2 separate regions of the Mus musculus genome follow, and region 2 is linked to region 1. A link is a loop called in an ENCODE intact Hi-C map of the cell type or tissue named here. Cell type or tissue: heart. All regions are shown on one strand. Links, peaks and the distances in the headings refer to the core of each region. The heading gives the core; the rest is flanking DNA. Region 1 overlaps Gm32939 (a long non-coding RNA gene). Region 2 overlaps Ranbp9 (RAN binding protein 9).

Evidence for each region. A loop is a pair of places that touch in the nucleus more often than their neighbours do. Peaks named below come from ENCODE experiments on the same cell type or tissue, not always from the same donor. Only the 100,000 strongest peaks of a DNase experiment are listed, where the experiment ranks them.
Region 2: it touches region 1 in a loop (2.0-fold over the local background); 2 of 42 quality-filtered maps call a loop at or near these places.

Annotation. Positions count from the first base shown.
Region 1 is chr13:43,529,837-43,532,752 of GRCm38, reverse strand. Gm32939 (a long non-coding RNA gene) reads right to left here. Exons shown (of 4, transcript XR_382266.3): 3 at 2,375-2,550; 4 at 968-1,655. Among named protein-coding and RNA genes, the nearest start is that of Gm32939, 14 kb to the right of the region's middle. In heart, for the core only: a CTCF peak has its summit at 1,217; DNase peaks (open chromatin) are centred at 1,272 and 2,162; H3K4me3 peaks cover 1,474 bases; H3K27ac peaks cover 2,500 bases.
Region 2 is chr13:43,413,565-43,416,480 of GRCm38, reverse strand. Ranbp9 (RAN binding protein 9) reads left to right here. Exons shown (of 14, transcript NM_019930.2): 10 at 12-156; 11 at 2,377-2,498. Gm52048 (a long non-coding RNA gene) reads right to left here. Exons shown (of 2, transcript XR_003950637.1): 2 at 1-2,916. Among named protein-coding and RNA genes, the nearest start is that of Gm52048, 5.7 kb to the right of the region's middle. In heart, for the core only: no CTCF peak of the experiment used is centred there; no DNase peak of the experiment used is centred there.

The DNA.
Region 1 (2,916 bases), core at 148-2,647:
AGTCTGTCATAACACACTACAAAAACTTCCACTTCCTGGGGGGCTTTATTTTATTTTTAAGCTTGAGAGCAATGTCATTCAGAGTTCAAGACAAACAAAACCTGATGACAATTGTGGGTAGGTAGGAGGCTAGCTGTTCTCAACAATGTTTGTATTCAAGACCATCCAATCAGCAGCCAGCAGTGTCCCACTAGTGTTAATAGCTCCTTGGAGGCCTTGGGTAACTGGATTCTTCATGCTACTGGGTTTTCTGCTGCTGGTGGTGGTGGTGATGTTGTTGTTGTTGTTTTGGATTTTTTTGTTTTGTTGTTCTTGTTGGGGTTTGTGTTTGGTTTAGTTTGGTTTTCAGAGGCAGAGTTTCTGTTTCTCTTTGTAGCCCTGGCAGCTCCCTGAACTCTTTGTAGAGCAGGCTGGCCTCAAACTCAGATATCTGCCTGTCTCTGCCTCCCAAATGTTGGGATTAAAGGTATGAGCCACCACTGCCAGGCTAAAGGTATTACGATCCCGATGGAGGAAATACGGTTATTATTTCACTTAACCTTCCGCGCTGCACATAACCTGCCTCCACCTACTGGGGGTGGGGGGTGTAGGATTAAAGGCAAGTGCCACTGTGTTTCTATTCTTAGGAAGTCAGGATTCCCAGTAGTCTTTAGCAACTACTGACTGTAGCAGGCATCAGGATTTCCTCACGCTGACAGTGGCCAGTATGTTCTAGCTCCTGGGCTTGGGGTGTTAGAGGTCTTTTGGCCCAAATAGTTTGACAGCTCTCTAGAACTCTTCCAGTCCCTAGGCCGGCATTCTCTTTTCTCTAACTCTGTAGCTTTGTAGCCTCCAGCTGCCAAGTAGCCACTTACTGCTTCAGCAGCTTGGCCCAGCAGTCACCTAACCTCCAGTTGCTTCACTGTCTCTCCCGCTCCTTTCCTCGTGTTATCAGCTCAGCCCACGCTATTAAAAAAGCAAGAGAAGATCACTCAAGAGAAGCCTTTTATTGGGCATAACATTGCTACATGGGAAGGCAGTACAAGAAGGTGCGTCTGCCAGGATGCTTACTAAATTGCCTGCTTCTGTAGCTAGAGGAGGGAGGGGAGCTTGCTCCAATCAGAGCAAACCACATGCAAATGAGGGTTTGTGTTTGCACCAATCAGAGCCCTGTCTCTTTAGCCCTAGTCACAGCCGCTTTTCTCTCCATGGCACTCCCCCTCTGGCTTAGGTTGGAAGTGGTTACAGGGTAACCTGAGTTCACTGAGGCTTGTGATACCAAACAGTCCAGTTGCTGTCTGTTTGAACAGCCCTGGCCGAGGCCACCCCTTCAGGTGCAGGAACAGCCAGCTGCATTCAGAGCGTTGTCCTCTCAAAGCGCCTGTGGAGTATTCGACACAGCCAGTGTTGGCATTAAGTGTAGTCCAGCTGGCTTTTGATTGACAGTCCTTTTGCTCAAGGCGGCCAGGGCAACAAAGGAGAGTCCAACAGCTGCCAATTAGGAAGTCAGATAGCCCATCCCCCAACATCTTTGCTTATTTACTGGAAAATGAACATCAGAGGGAGTGCTTACAATGAGGGCTGATCGTTAGTATTAGCCGACTTTAAGAGTGCTTAAACAGTGCTCAGTGCCCTGGGTAGAGATGAGTCCCTTTCATCTGGCCCATAGTGGTCCTCTGTATCAAAAACAAACACAGAGAACAGCCGTTAGCAAATGGGGGAACTTTGTATTCCCGACAGTTCCCTGAACTGCCGTCACTCTTGCACGAATCACACTTCTAGGAAGCTTCCTGCCCCATCCCATTCTTCTCCCCGCAAAAAAAAAAAACTGCTGTTAACCCACCTTCCCTTGAGTATATTAGTATATATGCACATGGCCCAAAGCCTAGAAACAACATAGCACTTTTTTTTTAACCAGCTCCCTTCCAAAATAATGCTCCATAATGCCTCAGTGAATGCCTGCTGTCCCATGACAAGACATTTACCAAAGATGATCTGCCCTTATTGTCAAGTTCTGCTCAATGGTCAGAGAGGAAAGCAGTTATCTCCTGGCTTGCCTTATCTCTCTGAACACTTTACGGCCTGTTTCCTTTAGTTTCAAGCCACCCGGAGCTCTAGGACTTCTTTGCTTTGAGATTCAGCTTACAGGTTAAAATTAGCTCCAGAGCTCTGAAGGGGCGCCAGAGAAAGCAGGAGTGTGGTGGGAGTGGGTGAGAGCTAACCCGCAATGCAGATGACAGAGGAGTGAACACGAGGCACAAGCCTCCCTCAGACGTGGTCATCCCCCGAGAGAGGCACATGGGCTAGGGACCCCCACCCCCACCCCCGCAGACTGTAAGACACACAATTTATGCCATGCTATATGTGTGTTGCAGACAAGGTCTGAGGCTCTTACCTTTTATCCTTGCTAATGGGAATCTTCTAAACTGCTTTTTTTGTCTTACACGCTGCCTTTGGGTGTGGGCGGTTACGGTTTATAGATGCACTTGGACCAGGCTGCCTGCCTGTCCAAGGAACACCGGCTTTATGCTCTTCTCCTGTGGGTCTTGCAAAACAACATATTATGCCAATCTGTTTGCGTGAAAGAAGAGAACGAACATCATTTCATTTAAGGACCCAAGTACCAGCACAGGCTCTGGACAGAATCAGGCAAAAGGCATTTGTTCCATGTACCCTCCCTCCTCCGGGGATCATTTCTTCATTCCATGACATTGCTTCTTTGGTTGGATACTCGCTGCCTTCGTGTCTTCTCAGTACCCCAACCCATTAAGAAAGTGAAGTTCACCTCTCATTTCCAGCTTTAACCTGAAGATGGGCTCTAACGTCAGAGCCCTGGATTCAGGTCCTAGCAATTCATTTCCTAACTGGCTAGTGCAAATTTCTTAATCTCCCTCTGTAAAATACAACATGGGAAGCTCATTGTATCTGGAGGTGCGC
Region 2 (2,916 bases), core at 298-2,797, 120 kb after region 1:
TTTCTTCTCAGGTTTTGAAAGTTGTAGCAATGGTGTAATATCAAATAAAGCACACCAATCATATTGCCATAGTAAACACCAGCTATCCAGCTTGACTGTACCGGAGCTAAACAGTCTCAATGTATCAAGGTCACAGCAAGTTAATAACTTTACCAGGTAATAGAGTGACTTCCCTAATTTCTGTATCCCTAGGGATGGCCAGAACATTGATGCCATCTTTACTGATAATTATCTGAAGAACTTCTGTAGTCCACACTGCACTCTGCAGCTCTGGGCTCCCATCAAGTAAAACGATAGGGACTCTGTTTCCCATAGGCTTTTAAGTTCCTCGTGTATAGAGCTCTGGTCTACAGAGTAAGTTCCAGGAGAGCCAAGGCTACCTAGAGAGACTCTGTCTCAGAAAACAAACAAACAGAAGATATATATGTTAATGAACATATCATATGCCTTTACACTCTCAGATTTAACATTCCTGGATTTTTAAAACCCATGCAGTATAATCTCTGGACAACACGCATTTAAGAACAAATTTGTAAGTATTCAGTCTGCCCAGTGATGTAGCCTTTTCTATAACTAGAATCAGAAACACTGCATTTTCAAACAGTGTTCTGAATTACTTATTGAAGGAGAACCAACTGTTAGCATGGAATCTCAGAACAAATAGTATTTTAAATTGAAAATACAATTTTTAAAATTATATTTGAGAATTTAGAAAGACACTGAAGTTCCTAGGTTATCTATCACATATGACAGAAACTTTTAAGGGGAAAAGGTACAGGATCTTGGGGCAGGGCACAAAAGATGGAGAACAGTAGGAGAAAGAACTGTTGTAGAGGGTGGGTACTCTTTCATAGTCGGTTGATTTCTTAGAATAAAAAGGAAACAAATTCTGAGTGGGAAGCCCAGATGTTAATTAGAACTTTATAGTTGGTATTTTGATTGTTGACAGAGTTCTGCCTTTGTCCTGTGGTAAGTTTTCTGCTGGTCTGTGACATTTTCTCTTAGATGCTGCCCTCTTGGCAGGAAGTTGCTCAGTAAACCAATTATTACCTGCATTCTTGCTTAGCCACAGGGTTGATGATACAACATCCTCCTTTGCAGTAAAGAAAGCAAGACATTAAACTTAGCAAGTACTTTTAAAACTGCTAACCAGTAAGAAGTATTTGTACTTGAGTAATGACTTTTCTGCACCAGTATTGTGAAGTTGATTAAAGATGGCATTAGCTCTTTAAACCATTTTACAGATGTATAGCTGAATATCAGAAAGTAAATGCTGTTTCTTAAGGTCACTAATTAGGTAGTCAGTTGCAGAGCTGAAAGTTCTTACCAGGATTTCTGACTTAGGAACTAGTGCTTCTCTCCCCCATTCTCTGAAGCGCTCTACCCATTCGCTGCTGTTCTGCCCTTAAGACCCAGGGCCAGGTGTCCCCTCCAGCGAGGTCAGTCTGTTCTGTAGTCCTGAGTCCTTTGCCTCCTCCTGCCTGGCCTTTCTTTACCTTACAGATTTGTTGCCCAGGAAGGGGTGGGTAGAGGTAGGGAGGCGTTAGGTGTCGTGTGCATGTGTACAGCCTTGTTCAGCTGACAGTGACTGGGTTATCTGTACTAGGATTTGGCTTTTGTTTTGTTAGGATGCAGCATGAGCAAGCATGGAACCTGTTCAAAAACATTGACTACTGTTTAAAAATAAAAGTGGTTGAGCTGGGAGTGGTGGTACTTAGCTGTGATTTCAACTATTTAGGAGGTGGAGGCAGGGGGATTGTAAATTCAAAGCCTGGGCAATATAGATCATGTAAAAATAAAAATGAAAGTGAAGATTTAATGGTCCTTTAGAGTCACTAGCCAAAAGACAGCCTGGACAGTCGTAGTGCTGTGGAGATCTAAGAAGGTGGAAGCAGGTGAGACGGAGTACCTTGGATTTTGTTTGTTTTATTTATTAGTTATTTTTGAAACAGCATAGTTTTAAATAGCAAGGACTGATAACAAAAACAAGGTTTCACTAATGTAGATATGAAACAGTCTAGAAGCATACGGAAGCAGTGGAGGGGGTTGTCTCAGAAAGATTCAGGCATAACAAAAAAGTACAGATGTGAGTTTGAAAAATAAGTATTATGCCAAAACATGACTTTTCCATACTTATGTAAAGTGACAAGAATAATTACACTTTTGCACGGGCCTCTGCTCCTTCATCTCCAGGAGTGCAAATTTGTTAACGATCAGTCCTGTATGGTTTGGTACATTTGAGATTTAACCTCATTTACCTCATTTGCAGATTGCTATTATCTTATGAAAATTAGTTTCTTACAGGCTACAAAGTTGTGTTGTAGTAATTTATCTTAAACTAATTTCTAAAATTAGGTTTGTTTTCTTCATTTTCAGTAATGATGTAGACATGGAAACAGATCACTACTCCAATGGAGTTGGAGAAACTTCATCCAATGGTTTCCTAAATGGTAGCTCTAAACATGACCACGAAATGGAAGATTGTGACACCGAAATGGGTCTGCAGTGATATTTCTTACATTTTAATAAAAAATGGTGGCTACAAGGTTATGTTTTTACTTGGACTGATTCACAGCTAAGCATAAGCCAGATTTCCAGATGAAACATTTCACAGAACACTTGTGAGCATGGGTTGCTGGACAGGGCAACCTTTGGGCTCTGAGGCTGGAGCCAGTCTTCCTGGCTCAGCTGTCCTTTGTACTTCACTGCCTCAGGGTGAAGGCTGGAGATAGAAAGCGCTTTTACACTGATTTCAGTGTAGTCAGTGAGTCTAAGTGGGTAGGAATTATGTTGTAACTTTCAACTAAGCTGGTCTCTTTAAGTTCATTAAATGCAAATATATGGCATGTCTAGTGCTATCTGTGGATGTGACTTCTCTTTTTTTAAAACAACACCTTAATGATGCATTCGAATGCC